Regions from separate parts of the Homo sapiens genome. Here region 1 is linked to region 2. The links are chromatin loops, found by intact Hi-C in ENCODE. Cell type or tissue: PC-9. All regions are shown on one strand. Each heading gives the region's core, and the rest is flanking DNA. Links, peaks and the distances in the headings are about the cores only.

Region 1 (2,923 bases), core at 307-2,806, 220 kb before region 2:
TTTTGCTAGATTGCTATTAGAAATCTGGGACAATGACTCAGTCCTTTAGCTTAAAATTTGTTACAATAATTGGAATATTCTAGGCTAAAGGATTTGTTTGTTTGTTTGTTTGTTTGTTTGTTTCAGCCATGTATGATCTGGTTTTCTTCCTAACTTTAAAACTCAAGACATTTAAATACTCTTGTAAAGAATACAATGTAGGCCAGGTGTGGTGGCTCACACCTGTAATCCCAGCACTTTCGGAGGCTGAGGCAGGTGGATCACCTGAGGTCAGGAGTTTGAGACCAGCCTGGCCAACATAGTGAAACCCCATCTCTACTAAAAATACAAAAATTAACTGGGCATGATGGTGTGCACCTGTAATTCCAGCTACTTGGGAGGCTGAAACAGAAGAATCGCTTGAACCCGGGAGGTGGAGGTTGCAGTGATGCAGTAAGCCGAAATCATGCCACTGTACTCTAGCCTGGGTGACAGAGTGAGACTCCATCTCAAAAAAAAAAAAAAAAAAAAGAATAAAAGGTAAACAGAATTTCAGTTATCTTCATGTTTCCAACCCTTAGGCTACTTGTTTCCAAGTAATTTCCATCTGACTAGCTAACTTAATTTTCTGCTTTCAAAACCAAGTAATGCACATACATTTGGGAAAGTGTCTTCACATCCCCATATACCTAATTTAAAAGAAGAATATGAAGGACCATGCCAGTGCCCAATGGGAGGACATCACATGGATGAGGCCTGTAGAGGAGTTTCATTTTATTACAACACCTTCAGTGAAAAGCCCAACAAGTGTAAACATGAAAGGAGCTCCCCACTCACGACCTGGTCCAGGAAGCCTGTCAGCAGAAGCAAGGGGAAGGAGAAGTCCCTACCAGGGAGTGGGGACTAACCTTCCAGGTGAGGCTCCAAACCACACCCACCCACTGTCCTTAAAGGATGTTCCTAAAAGGACCAAATCTGCTTTGCTAGTCAGAAGAGGACATGACTCGTAATTGAACTTCTGGGCTGATAAAACACAGAAACACATGGAATTCCTAAGCAACCCTCTGGTGGGGACTGCCTTCTCATTCCAGCAACAGTTAAATCCTAAACTTGGCCCAACTGGCCCCTAAGGGACTATAAGGCTGTAATGACTATTCTTGAACTTCAGCTTTATGCATCATTTCTTATAATTTAAATGATTCAGTATTTTTTTCCTGGAAAACTTTCTTAGAAATTAGGTGTTACCAAACTAAGGCTGGTGGACTTTCTAAAAGTGTTTTTTTCCTGTTGTGATTAAAAATTGCACATGGGCTTAAACCTATCATTGATTTGTAGAACTGAAAAGTCAACGATGCTTACTTCTGATAAGGCCCACTCTCAAGTACAAGCAGCTGAAAAGATGTTTTTAAGGTGAGTCATTAAGCCAGAAGAAACTTTGTGTCCCTAGAAGTTTAACAGAAGATTCAGACTGGGGTTACAACCTCAATTCACTTAGGTAAAGATTAATTAATTTTAAATTGGGCAATAAGACACACTCTGTACTCTTAAGTGTTTGCGAACTTTAATTTTCTTTGGTCTCTCCCTCTTGAGCTTATTGAGTCGGAAGCTGTGTCTCGTTCATGACTGGCATGTAACAGGTGCTCAACACGTGTTTATTCCCAGTAATAAAAAATTTCATAGTTCAGACTAAAGCTTAACGAGGCCATTTTCTACACAAAGCAACTATTCAAAAGTGGAAGACTGCCATCCGCTGGTCATTCCAGGGGCTGAACCTTTTCTAAGACCAACTGGTGGCCCAAAGGCCCCTGGTAACACGCAGCTGAAGAAGAATGAAGCAGCCCACAGGAAATCCTTCCCACTGTGCCAACCTCATCTAGGTCATAGCTTCAAATATATTACTGCAGCGGTTACTCAGCAATGTTACAGTTGAAAAAACTGAAGCTCGGTGAATCAGTAGCTGGCTCAGGGTCAAATACGAAATAAGTGATGGTCATGGAGATGATACCAAAGCCAATGTGCGTTTCTTAAACCCAATAGTACTCCCTTCCCACTCATCTACTCTAAAATAAGCATGAACATTTAGAATTCATGATCTATTCTGAGGGTAGATAAGGCAAAAATTATTTACTTACACCATAGCACCCAACTTGCATGATTTAGAACATCTTTTCCAAAACGAACGAAAGAGTTCCCTGAATAGAATAAAGTGCTCATTCTTTGCTCTATTTATAATTTTAAGCCAAGCTAGATTCGGCAAGAACTTATGTTGAAATGCAAAGCAAAATTACTTTAAGGGGAAATCTGCAAGTCATTATTGGAGAGGAAATAGGTAGAGTGGAAATCTTTGGAAAATTTACATGTAGCTTTTTACTGTTCTAAATAAATGTGGGAGACACACAGAGGAATGAACCACTGCAGCTATTTTCCCCACAGAGTTGTTTTTTCTCTGTACGTATTGTGCTCTGTGCCCCCTGCCTTTTCAGAGAGTGGCAAATGTAGAGACATGGAATTTACAAACTAAAGAATCATGGCAACAAAATGACTGTAAAAGCGCTCTCAGTTGCTGCTTGGAAGACTACACCGAAATAATCTTTCTGGAGAACAATTAGCTAAAATGTATTAAGAGTTCAAAAAGCATTCATAATATTTTCCCATAATTTAACATGATTCCACGCCCCCACTATTTTACAGAGATAAGAAGAGGTGCATATAAAGATTTATGCACAAGAACACTTACTGAAGTCTTTTAAAATATTCTGTTTTAAACAGTAAAACATCACCCGTGTATGGAGGCTTATAACTGTAATCCCAGCTACTCAGGAGGCTGAGGAGGGAGGATCACTAGAGCCCAGGAGGTCAAGGCTTCAGTGAGCCATGATTGTGCCACTGCAGTCCAGCCTGGGCAACAGAGCAAGACCTGGTCTCAAAAATAAAAATAAAAATA
Region 2 (2,923 bases), core at 164-2,663:
AATGAAGATACACAAATGCAATATGAGACTCTAATACGAAAACCAATTTAACATTAATAGTAACCAAAGATACACAAAATCAAATAACACGTTGCTACGTTCATCTGGAAAATAATTTTTATGAAGGATAAATGCCCATTACTGGCAAGAGTCTAGGGAAACAGGTAGTCTGACACAGGGTTGAGACTGCAAATGAATACAGGTGCTTTAAGAGTTGGGCTTTGGCCAGGCACTGTGGCTCATGCCTATAATCCTAGCACTTTGGGAGGCTGAGGTGGGAGGATTGCTTGAGCCCAGGAGTTAGAGACCAGCACGGGCAACATAGTGAGACTCTGTCTCTACAACAAAATTGAAAAGCTAGCCAAGTGTGTTGTGTGCACCTGCAGTCCCAGCTATTCAGGAGGCTGTGGTGAGCTGGGATCGCGCTGATGTACTCCAGCCAGGGCAACAGACCAAGACCCTGTCTCTGAAAGTGTATACAAATCACTTCGTATCTTAACATGATTTTAAATCAGTAGGTCTGGGATGGGGCCTGAGACTTTGGATTTCCAATAACCCCTAATGATATTGGGGTTATTTTAGTTCAAAATATATGCATTACTAAGCCTGCCAATAATGCCTACTTAGAGCACATCTCCTACCCGATCAGTAGGTCTCCCCTTCATCTTCAAAGCTAGCAATGGCAGGTTGAGTTCTTCTCACAACCTTCCCTCATCTGCCTTGGTCTTCTTCCACCTTTAAGGACCCTTGTGATTAAATTTTCTCCTACTAGTCAGGTGGGAGTCCTGCTCTAAGCAGGCAATATCAGCGGACTTCATAATGCATACATTTTCAACGAACACCAGTTCCATCTCTGAGAATCGTGGACATGAGCCAAAATTTGTCTAAAAAAGAGTTTTCATCTTGGTATTGTTCATAATGGTGAAAAATCTTAAATAATGTAAACATTTAATCACAAGGTCTGAGTTAAATACATCTTACTGTATGTTCTGAGATACTCTTTAATTATAAAACTAAGGTGTTGTAATATTTAGTGACACTGATTGGTGTATGCTGTATTGATGTGACAATTTACTAAGTGAAAAAAAGTTACAAAAGGGGATTTCGAGGATGAAACCATTTTCATTACACACAGAAAAAGTGATCAGAAGGCTATTCTCCAGCATGGTAATGCTGGTTACCTCTGCACGGTGATTTTTATTTTCTCCCACTTGCAAATCTATATTTCCTAGTGTTCCCACCACAAACACACAATACTTACGTAATAAGAAGGAGTAACGAAGTTTATTTTGATCCTGCTCAGATTACCGGGGATTTGCCCCACGGGCAACCCAGCTCAACCAAAAGGTGCAAAAGCTCCATCTAGAGGTTATTTTATCAAACTGCAGGCACCTGATCCCAGAAACCCAGGGAAGACTCAATTGCTCAGCAAATACAACTCATACTTCAGAAGGCACACACATGGCAAGTGAATATCTCAAAAGGACTGGCTTTCTTTCCATGACCAAAGGTGTTCACTCTCTGCCTAAATGGAAAACTTTACAACTCCCACCAGTGGAGCTGAAAAAATATTACCAGTGGGAAAATGACAGAGCCAACCAACTCATTGGTTTTCTTCCAAGGGTCTTCAACACACTCCTTCTCTAATCTTATTTTTACTTAATTAAATATAATTTTCTGCTTCGAATAGAACAGAGATGATTATTACTTTCTGAAAAAAGAAAGAAAGAAAATGGCTTTGCATGTTTTAAGAGATTTGTCAAACATCTATATTATAAACAGCCAGCACCAAACACTCTGGTGAAAGAGTTTAACAAATATGTGGCAAGATAAATTCTACATTAAGTAATTCCACCCTGGCTGGATGTGGTGGCTCACACCTGTAATCCCAGCAGTTTGAGAGGCCAAGGCGGGCAGATTGCGAGGTCAAGAGATTGAGACCATCCTGGCCAACATGGTGAAACCTCGTCTCTACTAAAAATACAAAAAAAAAAAATTGCTGGGCATGGCAGCATGTGCCTGTAATCCTAGCTACTCAGGAGGCTGGGGTAGGAGAATCACTTGAACCCAGGAGGCAGAGGTTGCAGTGAGCTGAGATGGCACCACTGTAATCCAGCCTGGTGACAGAGTGAGACTCCATCACACACACACACACACACACACACACACACACACACACACACACACACTCTCTCTCTCTCTCTCTCTCACCCTTTGTTGTTTCAGTCAGTGCTAAGAGTTTAGTGTTGGCATTGCTGACGGCTGTTACCCTTCTGGGTCATGTCTCTCTTCCCTCTAGGCCAAGGCTATAGAATAAGCACCAAAGGTCCCAGTGACCACCGTTGCATGTCTGCTCATGGCAGATTAACACAACAGTGTAACCTTACTTACTCCTCAGCATGGCTTGGACTGTATTTTAGGCTGCAGGACTTACAGAAATTTCTGAGGACTTGGAGAAAGTACGGGAAAAAACTGGAAAAACTGACCTTGCAGTAAAAGCTTAAGACTGGGGTTATGGGTGAGCTGGAGAAGAGGAACATGAAGAGGGGGACACACTGATGGTTTTCAAGTTCACAAGGGATTCTAATGCAGCCCTGGTCTTCCTCCACCCAGAATTCAGGCGTCTTCTGCCCAGTTTCTGCTTCTCTTATTTGGCAGCTGGAAAATATCGGGGAGACTAACTCAGAACAAAGAGCTAATTAAGTGATAACTGAATTGTAGTGTTACCTCTCCCTGCATTTCAACAAAAGAACAACATTTAATGAGTGCTTGATCTGTGCCACTAGGCACTGTGTTAAGAGACCACGAGTGTATTCTCTGTTTTAAATAACATGCCCAGTGGACAGGTCAGGTCAAGGCTTGGAAAAGTTAAGTGACTTGCTCATGATCACATGACAAGTCTGCAGCAAAGCAGGGATTCAAA

The links. Peaks named below come from ENCODE experiments on the same cell type or tissue, not always from the same donor. Only the 100,000 strongest peaks of a DNase experiment are listed, where the experiment ranks them.
Region 1: a loop joins it to region 2, with 9 times the contacts of the local background. A loop is called at or near these places in 2 of 110 quality-filtered maps.

What each region holds. Positions count from the first base shown.
Region 1 is chr15:71,751,667-71,754,589 of GRCh38, reverse strand. All of the region lies in intron 14 of THSD4 (thrombospondin type 1 domain containing 4), which reads right to left. Among named protein-coding and RNA genes, the nearest start is that of NR2E3, 57 kb to the left of the region's middle. In PC-9, for the core only: a CTCF peak has its summit at 1,746 (motif pointing left); no DNase peak of the experiment used is centred there; H3K27ac peaks cover 663 bases.
Region 2 is chr15:71,531,550-71,534,472 of GRCh38, reverse strand. The region is part of intron 7 of THSD4 (thrombospondin type 1 domain containing 4); the gene reads right to left. Among named protein-coding and RNA genes, the nearest start is that of THSD4-AS2, 160 kb to the left of the region's middle. In PC-9, for the core only: a CTCF peak has its summit at 1,364 (motif pointing left); no DNase peak of the experiment used is centred there.